Linked DNA regions of Homo sapiens: regions 1 and 2 are each linked to region 3. The links are chromatin loops, found by intact Hi-C in ENCODE. Cell type or tissue: endothelial cell of umbilical vein. All regions are shown on one strand. Region 1 has its middle 160 kb from the start of CYRIA. Region 2 has its middle 180 kb from the start of CYRIA. Region 3 has its middle 46 kb from the start of DDX1.

What was found. Hi-C counts contacts between places; a loop is a spot of excess contacts. Peaks named below come from ENCODE experiments on the same cell type or tissue, not always from the same donor. Only the 100,000 strongest peaks of a DNase experiment are listed, where the experiment ranks them.
Region 1: a loop joins it to region 3, with 27 times the contacts of the local background. A loop is called at or near these places in 72 of 110 quality-filtered maps.
Region 2: it touches region 3 in a loop (26-fold over the local background); 28 of 110 quality-filtered maps call a loop at or near these places.

The regions. Positions count from the first base shown.
Region 1 is chr2:16,503,698-16,511,697 of GRCh38, forward strand. No RefSeq gene overlaps it. Among named protein-coding and RNA genes, the nearest start is that of CYRIA, 160 kb to the right of the region's middle. RefSeq lists a silencer at 4,544-4,838. In endothelial cell of umbilical vein, a CTCF peak has its summit at 4,739 (motif pointing left); no DNase peak of the experiment used is centred here; H3K4me3 peaks cover 491 bases; H3K27me3 peaks cover 1,915 bases.
Region 2 is chr2:16,484,734-16,492,733 of GRCh38, forward strand. No RefSeq gene overlaps it. Among named protein-coding and RNA genes, the nearest start is that of CYRIA, 180 kb to the right of the region's middle. In endothelial cell of umbilical vein, a CTCF peak has its summit at 3,183 (motif pointing left); a DNase peak (open chromatin) is centred at 3,158.
Region 3 is chr2:15,634,334-15,642,333 of GRCh38, forward strand. No RefSeq gene overlaps it. Among named protein-coding and RNA genes, the nearest start is that of DDX1, 46 kb to the left of the region's middle. RefSeq lists a silencer at 1,478-1,678. In endothelial cell of umbilical vein, a CTCF peak has its summit at 3,145 (motif pointing right); DNase peaks (open chromatin) are centred at 948, 3,158 and 6,048; H3K27ac peaks cover 2,716 bases.

The sequences.
Region 1 (8,000 bases), 870 kb after region 3:
CTGTTGAGGCAGGATTTTCAAAGAGTTCAGTGCCTACACTGGTGGTTTCTGTTGGCACAGATGAGGTCTGCTCAGTTGAAACTGAACATCTCCATCAACTCCCTTTCCTCCTACCTGCTTTCTTGGTCTCTCTCTTTCCTTATACTTTATTGAACAATATCAAGAAATAGTACTTTTTTGACGCAATTTCCAGTGAAAATAACATTAGACTCTTGGCAGTGGTGTGCTAACAGCCAGTTCCCAAGTTGATTTTTAAACTTTTAGAAATTTTCTGAGCTGGTTGTTAAACACGGCCATTACGAAAAATTGAATTATATAACTTATAATGCAATAATAGTGAGATGAACAGTAATAAATATTCAAAATCACCACTTTCTAATTCAAAAGCACCACAGTTTGCTATTATCTAAACTGCAGATGAAATTGAAAAGATAAATGCACACCATGATATAGTATTTTCACCATCCAGATACAGTGATATAAGTAATCTCATGTTCAGTGAAATTACCTTGGTAGCTTTAAATGGTCATTGTTGGAAGTATTTACACCATGAAAATAAGCAAAGCTTACAAATCAGGGCTCAATTTATTGATTTGTTAGTTACTTATATGTAAAAGAGTGATGGATAAAATGTTAATAAAGGCAAATTAAACTTAAAAGTGTGTTATGTTTTTATTGGTTACATTGTGAATAACATAAAACATTTTTGAGAAAATATTGTTTCACTATTCCAAAATAATTCTCTGGGTCAGCAAAAGATTTGCTCATGTCATTGAGGAACACATGAGATTCAAACATACATCTTCATTATTTCACTTTCGTCTTAACTAAAATGAGAATACCAACTAATATTCATGTCTAAACTACATGCATTATCAATAGCCATCACAGATTGGCAACAAATATAAGAGTTTGGCAAAAATCAATGAAAGCAATTGACTTCTATTAGAATAAATTGGTTATATGGAATTTAGAATGAAGAAAATTAGTTTATTATTTTTAAATTATTGTATACATACTTTACTTTAGTAAATTCATATTCAATTTATCTATCTATCTATATGCAAGTTATAAAAATATATGCATATACATTTTTCCTGGAGAGCTGGTGGCATATATTTAGCATACCACCGGCTCTTGGGGTCATAATTTGCCTAATAGGAAATGTGACTTATAATGCAATAATAGTGAAATCCAAAGCAATAAATTATGTACATGGAGGCATGTACATAATGTCACTGTTGGTGACATTGGGCTCAGACAGCTTTGGGCGCAGGGTAGATGCTATAGTTAAGTGATTTAAAGACTGCGTGTCAAGATTCCATAATGTTATAAGGTTATTTTAAAGTACTCATTCTTTTCACCAATGCTGTTTTTTTTTTAAATCACTTCCTAACACAGCTTTCATTCCTTATCTCCAAACAAAAATTACTGACTACTGCCTTTGGCATTGAGGGCTCCTAGCAAGGCAGAAGCATGGCACAAGTTGGCAGTATTGTGCTTAAGCCATGGGGTAGAGCTCAGAAAGGAACAGGCAGGCTGACAGAAGTGCCCTCTATGTCAAGCTCTGACTTTCTCACTTGAAAGTTTGGGTGTCTGAGGCATGAGGCCCTAGGCTAGGACAAGCGGGTGGACATTTTGAAAGGCTAGGATCCTGGCAGCCCACTTACACCAACCTATTTTACTTCTAAGTGGTGCACATTAATCACTCCAGAAATGCAAAGGTGACAATGAGTCAAAGTTTAAGACTGATGGCGCAAAAGTTGCCACTAAGTATTAAGAGAGTGCTCTATGCCTAACACAGTGCTTGGGGCTTCATATACATTAATTTTCACCTTTAAAAAGTCCTCTGCAGCCATTATTGTTTCCTGACTTTATTTTACAGATAAGTAAACTGAGGGGCAAAGGTGTCAAGTGACTTTTGTTTTGTTTTGTTTTTTTGAGTCAGAGTCTTGCTCTGTCTTCTAGGCTGAAGTGCAGTGACCTCAGCTCACTGCAACCTCCACCTCCTGGGTTCAAGTGATTCTCTTGCCTCAGCCACCTGAGTACCTGGGATTTCTGGTGCCCACCACCATGCCCAGTTAATTTTTTGTATGTTTCGTAGAGATGGGGGTTTTACCATGTTGGCCAGGCTGGTCTCGAACGCCTGATCTCAAGTGATCCGCCCACCTCGGCCTCCCAAAGTGCTGGGATTATAGGCATGAGCCATCGCACTGGACCTTAAGTAACTTTTAATAACCAGCGTTTGTCAGATCCAACTGTTAGCTGTCCTTCTTTTAGTAACCTCTGTGATCCTGTCTTTTTGCTACTGTAGCACTGTGCGAGAGGTAGCACCTGAGAACTGGTACCCGAAGAGCGGAGGAGGCGCGTGTGCAACCATTGCCCGGGATCAGTATGTGCATTTAAAGGTGAAGACCAGAGTCAGCACAGCTAGAGGCTCTCCTCAAGCATCAGAATGACACAAAGAGCCTCCAGAAAGATACATTTTCCAGCAGGCCTCCCTGTCAGTACAGAAACAAAATGCATTAGCAAGAAGCTCACATGGCCTGAATTTGCTGAGATTGACAAGGCGGGTGTGCGGTGTTCTGAGGCTGCCCAAACAATGTTCTGCAGCACTGGCTGGAATTCTAGGTGGCTTCCCAGTTTATATATTCAGTGAATTCTTAAGGGACAAGAATAGCAGTAAAAATAATAATAGCAAATATTTATGTAGTGTCAACATGTGGCAGGCACTGTTCTAAGTACTTTACAAATATTAAACTAGTAATGTTATCCTCAAAATAACCCTCTGACATAGGTCACTGTGACAAAGGCTGCTGCCTGGTTTTTGTAGTCCATCGATGTCTTCTTCCTGGGCTCACAGCCAAGGCTCCATATCCCAGCCTACCCCTGGGTTGAGGGAGGGTGTCATGAGACTTGGTGCTGGCCAATGGAATGGGAGTGGAAAGTACAGGTGCCTCCCTGAAGTCACAGGCCTTAAAGCTCCCACGAGCTCCCCTCCATACTCCTCTCCCTCAGGGCCTCTTTAGAAATCAAGTGTTACAGCTGACAACAACTGCCAGCCTGAGTCCCCTGAATTACGGGAACAGAATCCTCTGCTCATCTGAAACTACCCTGGCCTATTTTATGAATAAGACATAAACTTCTTTTATGTTGAGATAATCATGCTTGAATTTTCTTGTAACTACCACCTCGCCCACTCGAGCCAAATTTTATACTATTACTGTTATCATCCTACAGATGAGCAAACTGAGGCACTGGTAACTTGCCCAAGGTCACACCTAGAACGTGATGCAGCTGGAATGTATGCAGGCTCTCCGGCCCCAGAGTACATGTCCTTCACCATTACACTATTTCCCCCTATGGGATGGAACAAAGTGGTCTTCCAGCCTGTCTGTAAGCACATAGGCTGTGGGAGTGGGCTGGAGGGGACACTGGCCTCCAGATGGCCTCATGCCCTTCATGCGTCTAGCTTGCATGGAGGGGTAACCCAATAGCTAAGGAGAAAAGGCTTCTCCCAGACCCTTCTACCAGGTAGTCACATGGGGTGGAAACAGGATCCATATTTCCTGATTCCCAAGTCTCTCTGCTGCATTACTTAGCAACTAAACATAATGTAGCAATACATATTACTACAAATCTCCCTGAAATCTAGCAATATACCTTTTTTTAATCTCCATTTTTACAGATGGGGGAATTCAGCCTTGGGGAAGTGAATTAACCTGCCCAGTGTCTCTCAGTTAGCAAGTGGGGTAGAGCTAAGGTTCGCATCTAGTTTGGCTCAGAGCTTTCTGTTAACCGGCATCCAATCCTGTTTCACCTGAGAGGAGCAATGTGGAGTGAGAGCTGGGAATACCCACCCTGTAGACTCAGTCTCAGAACAAGGGTGAAAAGGGCTTTAAAATCACTCGCCCTCACTTGGCGGAATAACAATGCTCACAGCAGCCGTGTGGTTCTCAGGGCATTTCCCCAAGCTTTCTTTATCCTCCCTGGAGTTTCTCCTCTCACCAGCCGCTCTATCTGGGCACGGGCCTCTGAAGCTCCTGTCTGTCTGGCCGGTCCACTGGGCCCCCTTCAGAGGAAAGGCTGCTCTCATTCCTCAGGGATGTCCCAGAGCCTGGCGCCGCTGCTGGGCATGAGCAGGAGGGCGGGAACGATTTGCTGAGTGAGGAAGTCAACAAGGCGGGGCGGGCATCATCATGCCCACTTTGCAGGTGGGGAGACTGACGCTCTGGGCGCTGGAGGGACCCCTCAGATCGCCACAGCTGCTTCTTCCCCCAGGCGCTGGGCTTGTCCCTTGCAGCACAGAATCTCTGGGTCAGTAATCATGCAAAGGGTGAAAGCCAGAGGAACCTGGGTTAGCAAGTGACACGAAGGGACTTTCCAGGATCCCCCCACCGCGAGGCCTGGCACGAAGGAGGGCTCACAGTCCGGCTCCCAGAGCCCTGCAAGTCGGGCGCGCTCAGCCCACCTGCTCCCTGCATTGGTGGTGGCGGGCGGCCCGCACTCCCCGCGCCCCAGGCCCGCCCGCTCCCGCCCGGCTCGGCGCTCCCTCGGCTGAGCAGCTAGGCTCTGCATTGCAGGGGTCCCACCGGGCCGCAGGGTAGCCTCGCCCCCGCCGCTCCTTCCTTTGTCCCTGCCCCGCCGCTGCGGCGTCTGCGGCTTCTGCGGCCGCCTGGGAGCGGGCATGGGTGGGCGGGGCCCGTGGCGGCGCTGCCCGGTGCACCAGCACCATCTAGGGGCGCTACGACAGCAGGAAGGGCGCTCCGCTGGCATCCGTGGGTCGCCGCCTGGCCCTGGGCAAATTTTCCCAAACTCCGGCCTCGGTTTCCCGGGTTACCGTGGAGGCGACAAGCGGGTCCACTCCTATCAGGTGTCCTCACTGGTACAGTCGTAATCCCTTAATGAAGGGGATTGATCGTCTCCACAGCCGCTAATAGGCAAGGAGGGAAACTGAGGCTCTGAGGGGTTAAGTAACTTGTCCCAGGGGATATAGTTCTGGGGACAGAACCAAGAATCAAAACCAGGTGCATTTGAGCTCCTAATCTGTGCGTGGAACCCCTTGGCTGTGCGGCGTGGAAGAGGGCAGTTTCTCCTGATATGCCACATGCAGTGGGACAGCTTGTCCTGCTCCTTGTCCTCTGCTAGCTACTTTCTGTATGATCAAGTCATGTGACCGCTTTGAAACTCAGCTGTGTCACTCACTTTACCTTAGGGATCATCCCAAGGCCTTCCTTCTTCCCGGCTCTCAGGGAGGCAGGTCTCAACCATGAAAAGGTTTCAGAGGATGGGAGCCACAGTGAGAATCAAGAGGGAAGGGCCTCTGAAGACAGAGCTAGCTCCATAAACCTGTCCAATTATCACCCTTACAAGCGCAGAGCTCCAGAACCCCCAGGCAGAGGCAAATTTCCCTTAGACCCCGGCTTTGAGGCTTGCAGCCCATGTTATTATCTCCATTTTACAGCTGAGAAAATTGAGGCACAAAGAGACTTGGGCACTTTCTCAGAGTTGCAGTCCTGGGTGAAATGTGCTCAGGGCTCCCTCTCCTGGGCTGGGGGGCTCCCTCAGGAGATCCCGGATGGTCTGAAGCACAAGGTTTACTGAGCCCCAGTGGAGGGTGCAGCCCTGAAGAAGAAAGTGGGAGGGTTTGGTCTGGAAAAGAGAAGACCTTGAGAAACTCAAAGGCTATCTCTAAATCACAGGGGCCTAACACATGAATGAGTAGGCAGAAGTACAGGGCAAAGAAGGGATATATGGGGAGAGGGTAGAGTGGTTGGGTTTTAGCAAAAGGAGCAACAGAAACAGACTGTTGAAGAAGCCCTGCTGCCACATGGCATGACAGATAACCTGCTCCCCAAAGCTACCCTGCGTCCATCGTCTTCTGAAGGCTGCCCGGCTGCTCCTGGCATCCCTGGCCTCCTTGTGTGCCTTCCTCTCAAAGATATCCTGATAGTCAACCTGTGGCTGCCAAGACCTGTGGGAATATTTTTGCATCCCTGCCTTGCAAAGCCAGATGATTTTGATGAGCCGTGTAACTCAGGCTTCCTTGGGAAATGCTGGGCCAGTCATGGGTACACCTTTCTGTGACTCTCATCAGCTCTGAATAATCCCCATCACTTCAGGTAAATAAAGGAAGTTCATCTCTTACAACCCAACAGTAATTAATAGAGTCCGCATCCATTTGCTCATCCTAGAACAACTTCCTAGGGATTAGACGTGTTCCTCAGGCACTATAAGCCTCTTGAGATCTCAGATAGTTCTGTCCACTGTCTGTGTTGCAAACCCTACTCCTACCCCAACATACTCCTATCTCAACAAAGAGAGAGTTTCCTAGAAATGCTTTTGAAGTGACAGCAGTGTTTCCATGGGGCATCAAGCCTTCCTTCCATCTATGTCACTTCAGGAGCTTAAGGCCACAAACATTGGCTGATGACATACTATGTGCCAGGTATTCTGCCAGACCCAGATGATACACTGACAAATTGTCTCAACACACCTGTATAGGCAGATTGAATGAATCCTATTATGCATCAGACTGGTAGGGACTATTTCACCTGCTTGGGAATATATGAAAAGGTGTCTAATTTTTCCAGTTAATCATCCAAAGTCCATTCGCCCACTTAGCGGGAAGTTTTTTCTTTCTCAAAATCAACCCCTGTCCCACCTCCAGTTGTCCAACAACCTCTCAAAAACCTTTAGGTCTTGCTCAGGACAAAGGGATTATTAGTTCTGCTTCCAAATGCCAGATGAAAGAGAGAGCTGGAGTCTGGTCAGCACTATAGTGGACTTCTATGGAAAACTGGCTCTGGAGAGACTGACGAGTCCACTGTGTGGTGCTCTTATTGGCCTGGCCCTGCAAGATCACAGTGCTCCCAAGCTTACAGCTTTTGCAGTTTCTACTGATACATTCAGTCATTGAGCTAAACGCTGTCTCCTGGGCCACCAAGGCTGAGTCTGCTGGGGCGCCATCCATCCATCCTCAGCCACAAGTGCTACAAGATCCCACCTTTCCCTCACAATGCACCTGGCCTTCTGCCTGGACCACCAAGATCCTCTGCCCTCCTGATAGTAAGGGCTGTCTCATATCCTCAAAGAGGATCCAGTAACAGTAAACCTTAGAATAGGAGTGAGGAGCCTTTCCTTTAAGAAGGCTGTCTTATCAGAATCCTTTGTGGAAAAGGCTCCTCACTCCTCTTCTGAGGTTTACTATTACTGGAGTTAGGAACTTTTCTTTCCAGAAGGTTGCTTGGCCCTTGTGAAAATGTGTCCACTATTTGTTCTTTTTTTAATTAATCAACTCTTCTCACCAAAGTGTCAGGAAGGGCCAGCTTTGATAGGCCAGAAAAAAAATCCCAAACTTCCTTCTTAGAGAGCAATCGATGACAACTTTCCTATCATTTTACCTAACCAAGGGAAGCCAGTTGGTCAACCTAGCAGAGAAGATCCCTGGGCCATCTAGATAGAGAAAACCTGCCATTCCTCTCACTAAAACAAATAAACAAAGAATGAACCTTGCTTTCCCAGATACTCTGTCACCATAGAGAGGGAAACTGCCAGAGGCCAGGCTAAGAGCCTTGCACAAGGTCACACAACCACCATAGGGTGAAAGAACCGGGATTCCAATCCAGCTCTGCCTCGCTCTAAGATCTGTTTGTCCCATTATTCTTCTTTCTGGTGGGGGTATTTCTCTGTTTCAAGTTTGAGCCGTACTTGCAACCTGTGGGAGATCTGGCATTTTTACTTCCAGTACTGCTTAAAGGACAGCTCCTTTCCCTGCCATATCCCCATCGCCCCTCTCCTCTTCCCCCAACCCCAAATGCCCAAACTCTGGTAAAAGTGTGTTAGAGCCAATGGGTCTGTTTTTGCTCCCTGATCCCCAAGCTAAGTCTGTGGTCTCCGGTGGGCATTACATCACACTATCTGGTTAGGTATACCCATATGGTGCCCTTTGTCAGACCTGGGCCAGTGCCATAGGTTCTCCAGTGAAGGCGATGAGACCC
Region 2 (8,000 bases), 850 kb after region 3:
CTAACTAGACAGTCCCTCACTGTAGTTGATAAGTTCTTATTTTAGATATTCCCTGTTTAAATTGCTGTGTGATTTTCCTCTACTGATTGGACCCTGACTGATACACCCAGCTACTGCACTGGGTACTGAGGAATGACTAGAATTTGGATAAGCAAAGAGGAAGGAGAATGGGAGATTTCAGCTAGAACAAGAGCATTGAGATTCATGTTTTTCATATTTATATTACTTTCTTAAGGATGAAAGATGATCGTTAAATATTCTGAATCTGATTATAAATTCCTTGAGGCAAAAACTATGTCTGATTCTTCCACAAGGTGTATAATATTGGAATGCTTGATGAAAGATCAAAATCTTGTGGTCACTGGCTGGTCAATCAATTTAACCATAACTGAGACTGGAGGAGAAAAACGTCATTGCAGCACTTCGGAGAGAATAATAAATTAATAATAAAATAATGATAATAATGTTAGAAAAAATATTGAGTGAATATTATGTGCCAGGCTTTATATTACTGAGCGCATATGTAAGGACTTGCAAAACATCTATAAGGTAAATATAATTATTATACCTGAAGCACTGAAAGGTTGGGCAGCTTGACTATGTTCAGAAAACTAATAAATGGCCAAGGCAGGTTTTAAACCAAAGCCGCCTGGTTCCAGAGCCACTAGGCTCACTACACAATATGATTTCCCAACAATGACCCACTCCTAGGTCACACTACACAATACTATTTCCCAACTATGCTTAGTGTTGTGGTTATAACCCCACAGCAATAAAGATCTCTTCTTTCAAATTCTAGGAAAGCAGAAGATGGTGATCTTTGTACATTAATGCAGAGCCCTTTTTCTTGATGTTTTCCATTGAGATTTTTAAAAAGGAAGAATTTCAAAATGCTCCTTTCAAATATTGGGTGCGGGTACTGACATGCTCTGTATATTAACGGATGTACCTTCTTATAAAAAGTTATATGTCCCTGGGCTCCTACCCTCCAGGGTATTTACTCTTTAGTCCCATTTTTAAGGGATTGCAGCTGTGAATGTTTGGGGTCCATTGAAGAGATTCAGAGAGCAACAGACAGAGCTCATATCTGGAGAAAAATTTCCTACAAATGTTAGATCTCCTGAAATGGCCTCTTCTCGTTACCTTCAAGATCTGCTCTGATTTCCTTGTCATGTGCTGAAGTCACTGTAAATATGCACTGGCTCACACCCAAGTTTTTCATCTCCACATTTCCTTTCTTTTCTTTTTTCTTTTTTTTGAGACACGATGTGCTTTTAATCTAGAAGTTTTCGAATCTAGGCCCCTTCTCCTACCTGGATAGGAATGCTACCCAGGATCCCACCTGGGTGACTGACACTTTATGATTGCTTTGAACTATAAAAATACCGATGATATTGTTTCTTCCACCTGAAATGTTTCTTTTCTCCCCTCCATCTTATCTGGCATGATCACACTCAAATAGGATGTTCTTTATGAGGACTTTCCCAGCCCCTCAGAAGAATTAGAGTTCTCTGCTGTGCTCTAGAACACTTGGCTGTCGTCTCTCTATTAGACGTCATTAGGTTGTGCTGGAAATGAAACAGGCCTGCCTCCCCTTCAGACCAGAAGCTCTTGGAAGGTGGAAGACTATCTCATATCCCTATCTGCTTTGCAATGGCCTGACATTATGACTAGGACTAAGTAGGTGCTCAATAAATATCTCTTACTTTAATAAATAGATGAATAAGTGAATTAATTGGGCCCTTTTACAACACAAACAAAATTTGTGGACCTGGGAAAACTATGTCACTTACTTTAACCTTAGTTTAACCATCTTTAAAATGAGCCAATGTGATCAGATGATCTCAAAGTCCCTTCAAATTCTGTCATCTTGTAGGCATGTAATTCAGTAAGTATTTCTATATATTGCCTCTGAGTTTGACTAAGAAACTTCCATATACATCCAAAGCTTGTTCATTATTCCAAATGTTATGTACAACATCAACTCCAAATATCTCAGGTAGAGGACTTATGTTAGTGTAAGAGAAAAGTCACATTAATCATTTAAGCATCCTTTTGATCATTCGGCTTCATTAGCCACAGCTTTGGAAGTCTGGACAGCAATCTATAAATTTGAGACCGGGTGAAATTAGCTTATTTGATGCTGTTATAAAACACCTCCAACATGTCTTCTTCTACACTTTCATTGAGAAATGCAGTGAGGGACCAATTGTTCTTTTGCTATTCTTATCTAAGTTTTTGGTGTAGAGAGCTTTAACCTACAAAATCTAATTAAATCCCCCTCTTTTTTTGGGTCAGATCTGAGCCTAAGAGAAGAGAGAAAAGAAGAAGGCCTTGAGACATTTGTACACAAATCCAAATGACAATTTTAGGAGGAAATACAATTGTCAGGGAGGCTGCATTCTCAGGGACTTCTGTATGTTGCCATACCTAGAGCAGGCAGCCCAGACCTCCTTAAGTCCTGGGACCTTTAGCACAATTGAAATTACATCTCTGAAGATTCTTTTTCTTTTCTTTTTTTCTTTTCTTTTCTTTTCTTTTTTCTTTTCTCTTCTCTTCTTTTCCTTTCCTTTCCTTTTCTTTCTTTCTTCTTTTTTTTGAGACAGAGTCTCACTCTGTCACCCAGGCTGGAGTGCAGTAGTGCAATCTCAGTTCACTGCAAACTTTGCCTCTTGGGTTCAAGCAATTCTTGTGCCTTAGCTTCTTGAGTAGCAGGAATTATAGATGCACGCCACCACGCCCAGCTAATTTTTGTATTTTTAGTATGGAGTTTTGCATGTTGGCCAGGCTGGTTTCGAACTCCTGACCTCAAGTGATCCACCCACCTCGGCCTCCCAAAGTGCTGGGATTACAGGTGTGAGCCACCATGCCCAGTCTATGATTTTCTATCTATGAGAGAAGATCACCAATTTGGTTCCTTTGTCAATTTGAGACCAGTTATTGCATTATTTTTATTTTGACCTCATGCAACTATGAAATCATTATTTTCTCGGAAGGACAGTCTTTCTTTCTGTTTGACTAAGAAGTTAAATGAACAGTTTGTATTACAATCCTTTCACCTAGGAGGGGATGCTCTGCTCTTGAATTAGAAGCTTGGTAACAAACAGCCTCTTACGTCCTCCTTCCAGATGCCAGGCATTGCACAACTACAAATTATTGGCTGACCGATGCCAAGGGAGACAATGCCCCCAACTGGCCACACAAAAAAAGCAAAATGAAAATAATAATGAAGAAATTAGAGTGAAATTACTGACTTTCCTTTGTAGATGAAGAAACAGGCTCAGAGAAGTGAAGTGGCCCGCCCAAAGTTCCAAAACTAGTAAGTCTAATTCTAAAGCATGTAATTTTCCATGTGTGTGTATATATAACAGATTACATTTAAGAAATACAAAGTCCTAGACATTTGTCTGTTCACATTCATTCATTTCACACACAAAAAAGAAAAGAAAATTGAGGTGACGCACAAAGTGCTCAAAGGCATATATCATATAGAAAGGTTTAGAACTTGAGTCTCTTTAGCTTCAGCACATTGGTTGGTGTGGAGGTCCGCACTGAGGAAGGCTTGCACAGCTGTGGAAAGGGCACATGGCGAGGCTGCCATCAAACCCTGGCTTTAGCACTATCAATTATTGAACAGTGTATCATCTAAATTGTATCAACGAGAAAAAGCAGGCTAAGATAATAATCACGTTGTATGCATTTCATGATGAGTAAGCCAAGATGATGTGTGTATTTCCAGCATATCAGAGGCTCAATAAATGTCATGTCCCTCCTTCCTTGAGCGGGGCCATTTCATATTTTAATATTATTATTATCATTTCAAAACTAACTCATGCACATGATAAAAATTTCAAAAAGATGCAAAGAGTTAACAAAAAAAAAGGTCATTCACTTCCTAATGCCCTTCCCCAGTGGTAATCATTTTTAACCTTTTCTGATTTCTGTTATTCTCATCGTTAGCTCCATAATTCTAAATATTATTATTGTGGTTTTATTCATTTATTTATTCACTTAGTTACTTTAAATAATATACTTCAACTTTTATTTTTTATTCTATCAAATTGTGGTAATTTCTTCTCTCATGTGATAGAATGAGAAAATTATCACCCACCGTCTTTTGTTCATGTAACACTTTCCACAGTCAAATATGGCAGCTCTACAATTACTTTTACCTTGTCCAGGTTCACAATGTAATTACATTTTATCACCTACTATAATGATTTTTTTTTTGTCTATAGGTTGATCTGTACATGGAAACTAATAAACAATTTTTAAAATATTTGAACATATCAATATTAGTAAGTGCTAGACCAAGTATGCTATCTGGACCAAGATGGAAAGAAAATAGAATTATTTGTCACTAATACTTTAATGTTAAAAGAGAATGATCCAAGCAATATATTCAGAGTGATTTTTTTCTTTGCTTTAATACTTTGAAGCATCACACATTTTAGTTTGCTTTATGTTTGACTCTTAAATTTACAATATAGTTTTATATTGATCTTAGTGTTTCTAGTTGCCTTTTTCCTGATTATCAAAGAAACATATCCCTTATTTACAATATCTATAATAATATCTATATTTTAAATTAATCATATTAATTATCTAGTGGTCCTATTTGGACTGATTGCTTTCCCAACTACTACATTGTTGTCTGATTGAGATTAAATAAAAATTAATCCTGGACTTCTTTCTTGAATCTCATGTCTTTCTTTTCAGTGTGTATGTGTTTATGATCTTGCTGCAATACCCTCAAGTATTTTATCACCAGAAAGAGTGGATAAAAAGTAACTTTCTGAGTTCTTATGTAAATGAAAATGTCTTTATTCCACAATGTTTTAGGATTTCTCTCGTTTCTCATGTTGTTGATGAGAAGTCGGTTGTGAAACTGATCACTTTTTGGCTTAATTTTTTCTTTTTGTTTAATTCTCTCTCTCTCTCTCTCTTTCTCAGCATCTAAGCTCGTCCTTTTTGTTCTTAACATGCTGAACTTTCACTAGGATGTGTACATGAGAATGTGGATCATGTTCCATTCATTCTGCTTGAGCTTCAGTGGTCCTTGCAACCTAAAGATAGCTAGTCTTAGGACAGGCGCAGTGTCTCATGCCTGTAATCCCGGCACTTTGGGAGGCCGAGGCGGAAGGTTCGCGAGGTCAGGAGATTGAGACCATCCTGGCGAACATGGTGAAACCCCGTCTCTACTAAAAATACAAAAAAAAAAAAATAGCCGGGCGTGGTGGCGGGCGCCTGTAGTCCCAACTACTCGGGAGGCTGAGGCAGGAGAATGGCGTGAACCCAGAAGGCGGAGCTTGCAGTGAGGGGAGATCACGCCACTGCACTCCAGCCTGGGCGACAGAAATTGCTGGTCTTTGACGCCGAAAATATTTGTTCTATTATTTATTTGATAAATTTCTCTTTTTTATTTTCTGTTCTTCTTTTCTGAAACATCTATTAGCCGTATTGTGGATACCCTGAATTGGTCTTATCTTTTAATTTTTCTCTTTCATTTACCTATTTTTGATGCTTGTTCTACTTTTTGTGAGAAATTCCTGATTTTTATCTTTCATATTTTTTATATTTTTTGGCCAATCATGATTTTAAAATAAATTTCAAATACATTTTTTCTTATTCTCCAAGTGTTCTTTTTTAGTGATTCTCATTTTGGCAAAAATTTTAATGTTATTTAAAATTTATCTAACAATAATTATACTTTTACATTCTCGTTTGCTCTCTGAATTAACTTTATTTCCTCTTCAAGAGATGAGTAATTTTCATTTCTTATCTTGCTTACCACCACCGTCCAGGTGTGGAGCAAATCTTAGGTGCCCATTCATATTTATGAATGAAGAATTCCTTGATTAATACAGATGGCTGCCATGGGTTTCCTTCAATGTTCTGCAGGTTTGTTTGCCCAGCAAGCCTTTCTCCTGAAGGGGGCAACTGATTGTGAACTATGTGTGAGTGTATGTGTGTGCATGTTGACTGGCAAGTATCAGATTGAACTTCGGGAGAAGACTGCCCTGCCTGCACCTTTCCACCTCCCACCAGCCTGTCAAATAAGAGTTTTACTCTGAGGACATCTCTAACACTTGGCCCTCAAGGCTACTCACGGCACCTGTTCCATTTCTATAGCATGTGGTAGGGAGTGCTCTCTGCCCAGAGGCAAGTCACACAGGTTTCTCTGTATAGGTTGAGTAGTTCAGATGGTCCACAAAGAGCCTTTTGATTAAATAATGTAGATAAGACTCCTTCATTCTTGGCTTTTCTTACCCACCAACTTCAAATTTTGAACCTGTTTAGGGATCTGTTAATTAAAGCAGCCCCTGCCTCCCACACATCCTTCTCCTCTCTGTTTTTGTTATCTACTTTCTTCAATATGGATTAGCCACTTACTTGAATTAATCTGTTTTTCAACTTTCAAAAGTTAGTTAAATTTCCCAGTATTTTGGTGTGCCTACTTTGTTTTTTGACATTATTATTTTATGCCCTGGTGTTTATTTTTCTGTATTCCAACAGAGATTGGGAAGAAATTGAAGGTCAATATGCATGTTCAGGTATCCATTATGAACCAGAAACACCCAATCATTTTTTTAAATATTGTAAACTTTTGAAGAGATTATATAAAATCTTTGATATTTTTTCATAGTTCTCTGTCTTAGTCTGCTTAGGCTGCCATAGCAAAATACTACAGGCTGGGTGCCTTAAACAACATAAATTTATTTCTCAAAGTGTGGAGGAAAGTCCAAGGTGCCGGGCAATTTGGTTCCTGGTGAAGACCTCTTCCTTTCCTGGCTTACAGAGGGCTGCCTTCTCAATGTGTACTCACATGAGAGGGGTGGGGGAGAAGCAGAGAGGGAGAGAGAAAGAGGAAGAGAAAGATACCTTCCTGTAACTCCAGAGCCCCGTCCTCAGGACCTAGTTAACCTTAATTACCTCCTAAAGACCCTATCTCCAGACATAGTGACTTTGGGGCCTAGGCTTTTAACATAAGAATTTTGAGGGGACATAATTCAGTCCATAGCAGCCTCTAATCATTTTATTATGAGGAAGGAACATTTTAAAATACAGGTTATAAAAACTATGAAAATCCTGGAAAACAACTTCCTGTTGACAATATCATCCTGGACATAGGAATGGGCAAAGATTTCATGACAAAGACACCAAAAGCAATCACAACAAAGGCAAAAATTGGCAGTGGGGTCTAATTAAACTTAACAGCTTCTGCACAATGAAAGAAACCATTAACAGAGCAAATAGACAACCTACAGAATGGGAGAAAATATTTGCAAACTATGCACCTGACAAAGGTCTAATATCCAGCATCCATAACAAACTTAAACAAATTTACAAGAGAAAAACAACCCCATCAGAGTGGGCAAAGGACATGAACAGACACTTCTCAAAAGAAGACATACATGTGGCCAACAAGCATATGATAAAAACCTCGATATCACTGATCATTAGAGAAATGCAAATCAAAACCACAGTGAGATACCATCTCACACCAGTCAGAATGACTATTTTTAAAAAATCAAAAAATAACAGATTCTGGTGAGGTTGCAGAGTAAAGGGAACACTTACACACTGTTGGTGGGAGTGTAAATTAGTTTAACCATGTAGAAAGCAGTATGGCAGTTCCTCAAAGATTAGAAATATGATTCAACCCTGCAATCCCATTACTGGGTATATACCCAGAGAAATATAAATTATTCTATCATAAAGACACATGGGCATGAGTGTTCATTGCAGCACCATTCACAGTAACAAAGACATGGAGTCAACCCAAATGCCCATCAATGACAGATTGAATAAAGAAAATGTGGTACATGTACACCATGGAATACTATGCAGGCATAAAAAACAAGTTCATGTCTTTTGTGGGAACATGCATGGAGCTGGGGGCCATTATCCTTAGGAAACTAATACAGGGACAGAAAACCAAATACCACATGTTCTCACCCATAAGTGGGAGCTAAATGATAAGAACTTATGAACACACA
Region 3 (8,000 bases):
GGGGAGTTGGAAAGGATGTGAACTTTATAATATTAGTCTTGGATTTGAATCTGGCTCTAACTCACACTATAAATATGACAGAAGGCAAGGTCCGTTAAGCTTTGATTTCTTTATGAAAATGGTGAAAATTCACATTATTCAGGATCATGTTAAGCATTCAGCAAAATGTCTAGTAGATGAGGAGGCATGTGTACTGTATTTATAGTAGTTACATTTTTTGTGTTACACAGAATGCTGCAGTGAACATCTTCTGTCTTTTGAATTATTTTAAACTAGATTCCTAGAAATTGAGTTATTGAATTAAAGAGCCTGAATGTTATGAACATTTTTCAGAGTCATCAGATTGCTTTCTGAAAGAGTTGAGCTGGTTGACGTTAACACTAACAATATAGGAAGAAGTCTGTACAATTTATTTTACAAACTGAAGTATAGTTTGTTGCGCTCAAAGTATGCTTTCCTGATGTCTCTTCATATGGTGTGTGAATTAGTGCTGGTGAGTAGAGGTAGTCTCACATCTTACATGCAACTTCTTGCCTCCCATGGGCTCCCACTCCTGGTCCCACCATCATCAGATAAACAGGGACCTAGACTTGTTTTAAATAAGGTGCAGGCTTTTTTTTTTTTTTTTTGATTTCCTAATTTTTGTCTTTAAAGGTAGAAGTGCATGTGGCAATGACTGGGAACTGCCCAGATTAAAAAAAAAAATGTTGGTTCCTGGCCAATTCCAAATGGGTAAAGCTATTTAATCACATTCCTCTCCTTGTTCTGACTTAAAAGGGAACGACACACTATTTCAATTTGAATGAGATTTGTAAAATATCAAAAAAGTATAGATAAATATAAAATGAGGTCCCTGATAGGTTCTCTTGCAGTAATTTTATCATTTCTCTATAGATGTTGACAGTTTCTAAAGTCCTACCAGGCATTTTTTCTAAGTGACCTTATTTGGGAGGAAAAAGGAATATGTGTCAGAAGGGAAAAAATGTAGTGGAACAGGAAGGAAAGGGAGGGATACTATTTTGCTACTCCAAAGTAATTGATAGAGGATTCCTTTGGAGGGAGGAGTGGAGAGGGAATTTTTGCAGTTGTTTTCCATTCTACTGCTTTAAATCATTACCTTTCATTTAAACTCATTTAAATGTCTACTTTTTTCTGATGGATTCCACTCTTTCTGGTCAAAAGTATTGAGGGGAATTTGAAAGACAAGTCATCAGGTAGGCCTGGATTTGATCCCAACAATAGTTACTGACTTCTAGAGCTAAATCACATGCAGAGATCATTAGATATAAGGTGGGAACCAGGAATCTGCATTTTAACAAATTCCTGAAATAATTGTGTTCATGCAGATGGACCTTGAACCACAATTCAAGACACACTGTTACAGAGAAACAACTCTTAGAGCTTTTATTCTCACTGCAATCTTTTACTTGAGGATTTGGTTAAGATCTAAAATGACGTCTGAAAGACAGATGCTTGCTGTGTTAGAATCATGTCTCCTAGTTCACTGCCTTTGGACCCAAGATGTCCACCTTGAGTTCTGTTTCCTTAGCTTAGTGGTTCTTAACCCCAGCTGCACATTAAGGTCCCCTAGGATACTTTAAAAGAAAATACCGGTGTCTGCACTTCACCTCCAGAAATTCTGATTTAATTGCTCTGGAGTGGGGCCTAGATGGCCTCAGTGATGTTAATGTGCTGCCAGGCTTGGGAGCAGCTGCCTTAAACTGAGTCTGACCCTAGATGTTTCTTGGTCCTATTGCAAATCCTTGTGTCCTTTGCACCCATCCAAGCCAATGTGTCTTAAGGTTACATATAGTCAGACTCAAGCTGGAGCCCTTGTTGAAATATTATGTAGTGGGGATTATTGTAGAGAAACACTTTGATAGAAATTGTAACATATGTAATTTTTCAAGAAACTGATAAGATTATTCACCACCCGTAGTCTACTCAGAGGCTACTCACCTGTAGCCAAGTGAGTTTAATTCCCTTCAAAATAGTCACTTTGGGGATTGAGGCAAGTCTTTTTAAGGATGCTTCAATTTTTCAAAACCCATTTGGCCTTTTCTCTGTTTTAGACGTTGCTACTTTGTTTTTATTTAAAACATTGCCATTGCTTTAGATAGGACCAGTTTATACTCTAAAAATCACTGGTTTAACCCAATACTTTACCTCACATCTTGTTCTCCAGCTGGGTAACTCATTCTGTTCACCAGAAAAGACTGTGATTGGTTGCTAGTTTTGTGTTTCCTTGAATTGAATCCCAATTTAAGGATAAATATTTGCTGCTGCCAAAGTAGGACTTTGAAGAGGCAGCCAGAGGATGTTTCTCTGCAGGGCAATAATTGGGTGTGAAGGGTTTCCAGTTTTTTGTGGTGGATTAGAGTCTCGGGGAAGACACTCTGAGATAGAAAATCCTGATCAGAACAGGAGTCGAGAGAGAGGAGAGGCCGGTAGGGACAGGGTCAGTTGAATATTGGAGCAATGTTGTTTGATAATGAGTTTTGATTTTCCTTTTCTACATTGTGATTCTCTTAATACCTTCAGATGTTTGCTACCTAGGTCGGCAAGTAGGTCTGTCAGTATGACTTGCGTATGAAAGAGAAAGCTCTTCTGTGTTTAGACAAAGTAATGCTAGGAACAGGGTGTGGGAACTGATTAGGATCCTGTTCTGTGGGAAATTGGTCCCTAATGGTAAGAGGGGACAAGCAACTTCTCTGGAGTAGTAGTCTAAAGCTCAGAAGAGTGACAATCAGGCTTAGTGGCAATCAGGCTTTGTAAGCATTCTCAAGAATCCTTAGGTGCATTGGGGAGAGAATTGGCTAACTTACAGACACACAGGCTGAAAGCTTGAGGTATTTTGTTTGGCTCTTAAAGGCTAGCAATTTGGAGACATTGGCTTGCTTATACCCATATCATAAAATTCTGTTCACTTAAAATATTGATGTTAATTCTATTGGTTGTAATAAACTCTATCGTGTGCTTCTGCCCATAAATTATTATTCATTTTCCCACTGTTGTTAACCCAGCACCAAGAGAATACTTACTTACAAAATAACGCAAATGCATGGGGCCCCTCAACGCCAGCCTTCATGGGGTTGTGATTCATTATTTCCCAGTTGAGTGCACCAGGTGGCGCCAGTGTCACAGGAATACCCACAAAGAACACTGTGCTGGTGTATTTTTACCACTTGGGGTCACTTAAGGATTACCCGACTCCCTTTTTTTTTCATCTGAGCAAATCACAGATTCAAAGGAATTATTTCCCATTACATTTGACAGAGGCTGTGGTCTTTTTTTCTGGATCCTGAAGGCCAAGAAATGAGCATGAGGGTTTTATTTTTCTGTGAGTTGGCCCCGTGCAGTTTGTGCTCCAGTGTGTTCTCCTGTCACAAAGCACTTGCACATCCACCACACCAGCTTGCTCCTGGGCTCAGCACTGGGGACTTCTATGTACAAAGAACTTCCACACATGTCAAAATTGCCTTTATGCTAATTGCTATGCTCATTAACATCTCCAGAACTCGGAATGCTTTTTCTCAGTCATTTCCTTTGATTCTGCCTGTCTCTGAAAGCCCAGATTGAATGAAATCAGGTGAAGTATCATGTCAACAAGTCACTGCTGCCTGCTAGTCTTTCTGCCACTTACACAGTGGATCCTAGGCATTACGGCGTTGCCCTTCAAGAGCATGTTGGAGATTTGTGGAATGGTCTTCAACTGACTTTGCCTGCTTGGGGTTGGGTTTGGGTGGGGGTGAGGGCAGGATGTGTGGGCTTAGACAGACCAAATAATGAACCTCATGACTTCAAATAGTAGCTCATGGCTACTTATTTGAAAACCATAAGTGATGATTGGACACCCCAAGTGATAGTCTTCCACAATGTCCCTGCTAGCCAAACAGGGAGATTTGGGATTTTGGATTAAGAGATACTAAGTGGAAAAACAGCCAGACCTGATCTGTCCTTCTGCCTTCTGCTTTTCTCCAAAGAATAGCTTCTTGGGTGGGAGCAGGAGAAGGCTTAGTCACTGTTCAAGAGCAGCCTCTTCTGGTATAATTTATACCTATGACAGGAGCCCATTTGGCCTTTACCATTTAAGAGTTGTTATTAATCCATGTCAACCCCCATTCAAGAGCCTGTGATGGGCCTTGATTGTGTTTAAGTCCAGACTAATTTGGGCACTTAGGGCCCTCTAAAATCTAGTCCCAACCTTCCTAGTCCTATTTCCCATACTCCTCAAATCATATCAAATCTGGACTCCTTATTCCCCTCCATATATAACAATGGATAAAATTTATGACCCTTCACTATATCAGGTACTGTTCTAAGTGTTTACCCATCCTAACTCAATCCTCACACCAACCCCAGAAGACAAATTTTACTGGTGTTCCCATTTTCATAGATAAGGAAACTGATGCACCAAGAAATTAGTGATTTGCTGAAGATCATGTGACTAGGAAGCAGTGGAGCCAGAATTAGAATCCAGGCACTTGTCCACTACTCCCTGCTCAGTCCTGCTGCTTAAAGACCTGCCTCAAAGAAGGCTGCTCAAAGTCCTGCCTTCTCTTGCCTGTCAAAATTCCACCCATCCTTAGGGACCTGAGTCACTGCCACCTCTCTTGTGGGGGCATGAGAACATCATGCTTTTGAATACCAGCCATGAGCCAGCTATTTTGTATTTTGCCTCATGTAAGAGCCAATGCTATCATTTTTTGCAGATAAGGAATCCAAGGCCCAGAATAGTGAAGTCTAAGTACCCCAGGTTGAGGTTTTTTTTGTTGTCTGTTTGTTTGTTTGTTTTTGAGACAGAGTTTTGCTCTTGTTGCCCAGGCTAAAGTGCAATGGCATGATCTTGGCTCACTGCAACCTCCGCTTCCCGGGTTCAAGCTATTCTCCTGCCTCAGCCTCCCGAGTAGCTGGGATTACAGTCATGTGCCACCATGCCCAGCTAACTTTTTTGTATTTTTAGTGGAGATGGGGTTTCACTGTGTTGGCCAGGCTGGTCTCGAACTCCTGACCTCAGGCGATCCATCCTCCTCAGCTTCCCAAAGTATTGGGATTACAGGTGTGGACCACCACGCCTGGCCCTAGGTTGAGTTTTTCAGGCCCCAGAGCCTGTATTTCTGCTCTGTTGCTCTCTCTCCAGGAAGGCCTCTAGTACATCACCCTTTGTCTCGTCCTTATACTTTATGATGCAGCTTTTAAATTTTTTCGTTTTTCTTTTTCTTTTTCTTTTTTTTTTGAGATGGCGTCTCACTCTGTTGCTCAGACCGGAGTGCAGTGGTGCGATCGTGGCTTATTGCAGCCTGGACTTCCTGGGCTCAAGTGACCCTCCCACCTCAGCCTCCCAAGTAGCTAGGACTACAGGTGCACGCCACCACACCCAGACTAACTTTTAAAATTTTTGGTAGAGACAGGGTCTCTCTATGTTGTCTAGGCTGGTCTCAAACTCCTGGGAGCTCAAGCGATTCTCCTGCCTTGGCCTCTCAAAGTGTTGGGATTACAGGTGTGAGCCACTGTGTCCAGCCTGCAGCTCTTAATTTTTAAAAACTGCTGTATGACTTTTTTTCCCACTCTCTGTTTCCAGGTGGGTTAAATTCTGCTTCGGTGAAGGGTTTCTGGATGTCCTTTTTCTCTCCCTACAGTGTGCACAGTGGGTGTACAACAAATATTATGATTAGCTTTTCATAAAATGGGAGGGTCTATCAACTTAACCTGGAAGAAATGAAAGTTCCTCTGTGGATACTGAGACCCAAAACAGAAAAACACCTAATGACTTTTAACCCTGAGCAGGAATCATTATTCCATGGTCCTATCCAGGACAGGATAGAAGACCAGGATGGTTTTCAATGGGAAAATACAGGTTTTGGCTTCTTCAAGAAAACCTTGACCAAAGCCTGAGCCTGATTTTGAGCATATGGGCCCAAAGCTCCAGTTTGCTATGGCTGAGTATTCAGTGTTATGGTGGACCGACACTTGCACAGAAACATGTGAATTCATCACGGTTATTTTTGCAGCATTGGAGTTGGCAAACTTCCAAGTCAAGAACTTTCTGCCTTTGCAGCTCTTGGTTATTTGAGGCTGGATGACTCACTTTGTGTAACATCCTCTTGTTTTCCTCCTTTTCCTCCCCGGGGCCCCCTCCCACCTGAGGAGATCGGTAGGGGCAGAGAGGGTTGTGGAACTCAAGCCACTGTTGGCAGCTTCTTTTCAGTTAACATTTTTTGGGGAAGCCATCTTTACCCCCTTCTTGCTCTTATGAGGCAGGTCACTTCCCCCTTCTGTATCCTCAAAACCTTTTGTTCCTTCTTTTATTAGAGCGTTTATGTTCCGATATTTTATTTGACTGCTTAAATAATAAATAACAAATACATAATAAAATTTCCCTCAGTGTCTCTTTCTGGATAGAGTAGGGTGTTTAGGACAGGTCTGGTTTCAGTATCCTCAGTACCTGAGGCAGATCTGGCTGAGAAAAGGTGATTTGGTAAATGTTTGTTGAGTTGGAGGGAAGTTTAGATGGATGGACAGGTAAATTATCACGAGAAACTTTTGTGAAGGAATTTTAGACACCAGCTAGCATAATTAGGGTGAGAAGTTACGATTTGTCAGCTAGTTAATTTGTATTTTTTGGGCAGGAGATCTGCACATCCTGAAAATTAGGCCACAGAAGTAGACAGGTTCTAAGCCTTGTCTTTCTCTTTAAACAGGGTTTGTGTTTTTCAGGCTGAAGCAGTACTAGCTTAACCCAGGACAACTGGTTACTTTAGAAGGAAATCTCCTCACCACTGCTGTCCTACACTCTGTCAATTCTTTCTGAGACACAGCAGCAACATCCACAGGTGGCAGGCAGGCTGTGCCTCAGGGCTTTGCACTCCATCTCCTCTGCAAGTCAGGAATATTTATTTTACTTGAAGGAAACAGATTCAAAGAGGTGAGGTAACAATTGAACAATAATACTTGGAGACTTCAATACACTGCTTTCAATAATGGATAGAACAACCAAACGGAAGATCAATAAGAAAACAGAAGACGTGACCAACACTGTGGACTCACTAGACCTAAAAGACATCTGTAGAACATACCACCCACGAGCAGCAGAATACACATCCTTCCCAAGTGTACATGGAACATTCTCCAGGATAGACCCTATGTGTAGAAGTCAATAACAGAAAGGACTTTGGGAAATTTACAAATATGTGAAAACCAACAGCATACTACTAAACAACCAATAAGTCAAAGAAGAAATCACAAGGGAAATTAGGAAATACTTTGAGATAAATGAAAAGGGAAACACAACATAGGAAATCTTATGGGAGTAGGTAAAGCAGTGCTTAGAGGGAAATGTATAGCTATGCATGACTATATTACAAAGGAAGAAAGATCCCAAATCAATAACCTAACCTTCCGCCTTAAAGCACTGGGGGAAAGAAAAAAGAACAAACTAAACCCAAAGCAAGCAGAAGGAAGGAAATAATAAAGATTAGAGCAAACATTAATGCAATAGAGAATAGAAAAACAGTTGAGAAAATCAACAGAACCAAAGGTTGGTATGTTGAGAAGATCAACAAAGCTGACAAACCTTTAGCTAGAAAGAGGTGAGGTAATTTTCCCAAGGTGACTCCAATAGCAAATGGCAGAGCCAAGATTCCAAAGCAGGACTGTCTAATGTCAAATCTGGGGTTGTAGCTTTGTCTCTCACCTGGACTAGGAGTGTGTCAAGGATCAGGAGCTTGTCTTACTCATGTGTGCATCCCCAGTGCTTTGCTCTGTGCCTGGCACACGTAGGGGCTCAGGAAATATTTGCTGAAGTAAAATGAAAAGTAAACCTCCTCCCCACCCTTAGCAACCATCTGTGTGAGATGATAAATTATGCTTCCAATGCAGATCAAGCTGAATTGCACTATTTCTGATGAGAAAAGCTGAAAACAGCAAACTGCTTGTCCTTAAAAATAAACCCTTCAGCTTCAGAGATTTGGCCCAGAAATGAACCGTGTTATAGCTCAAGC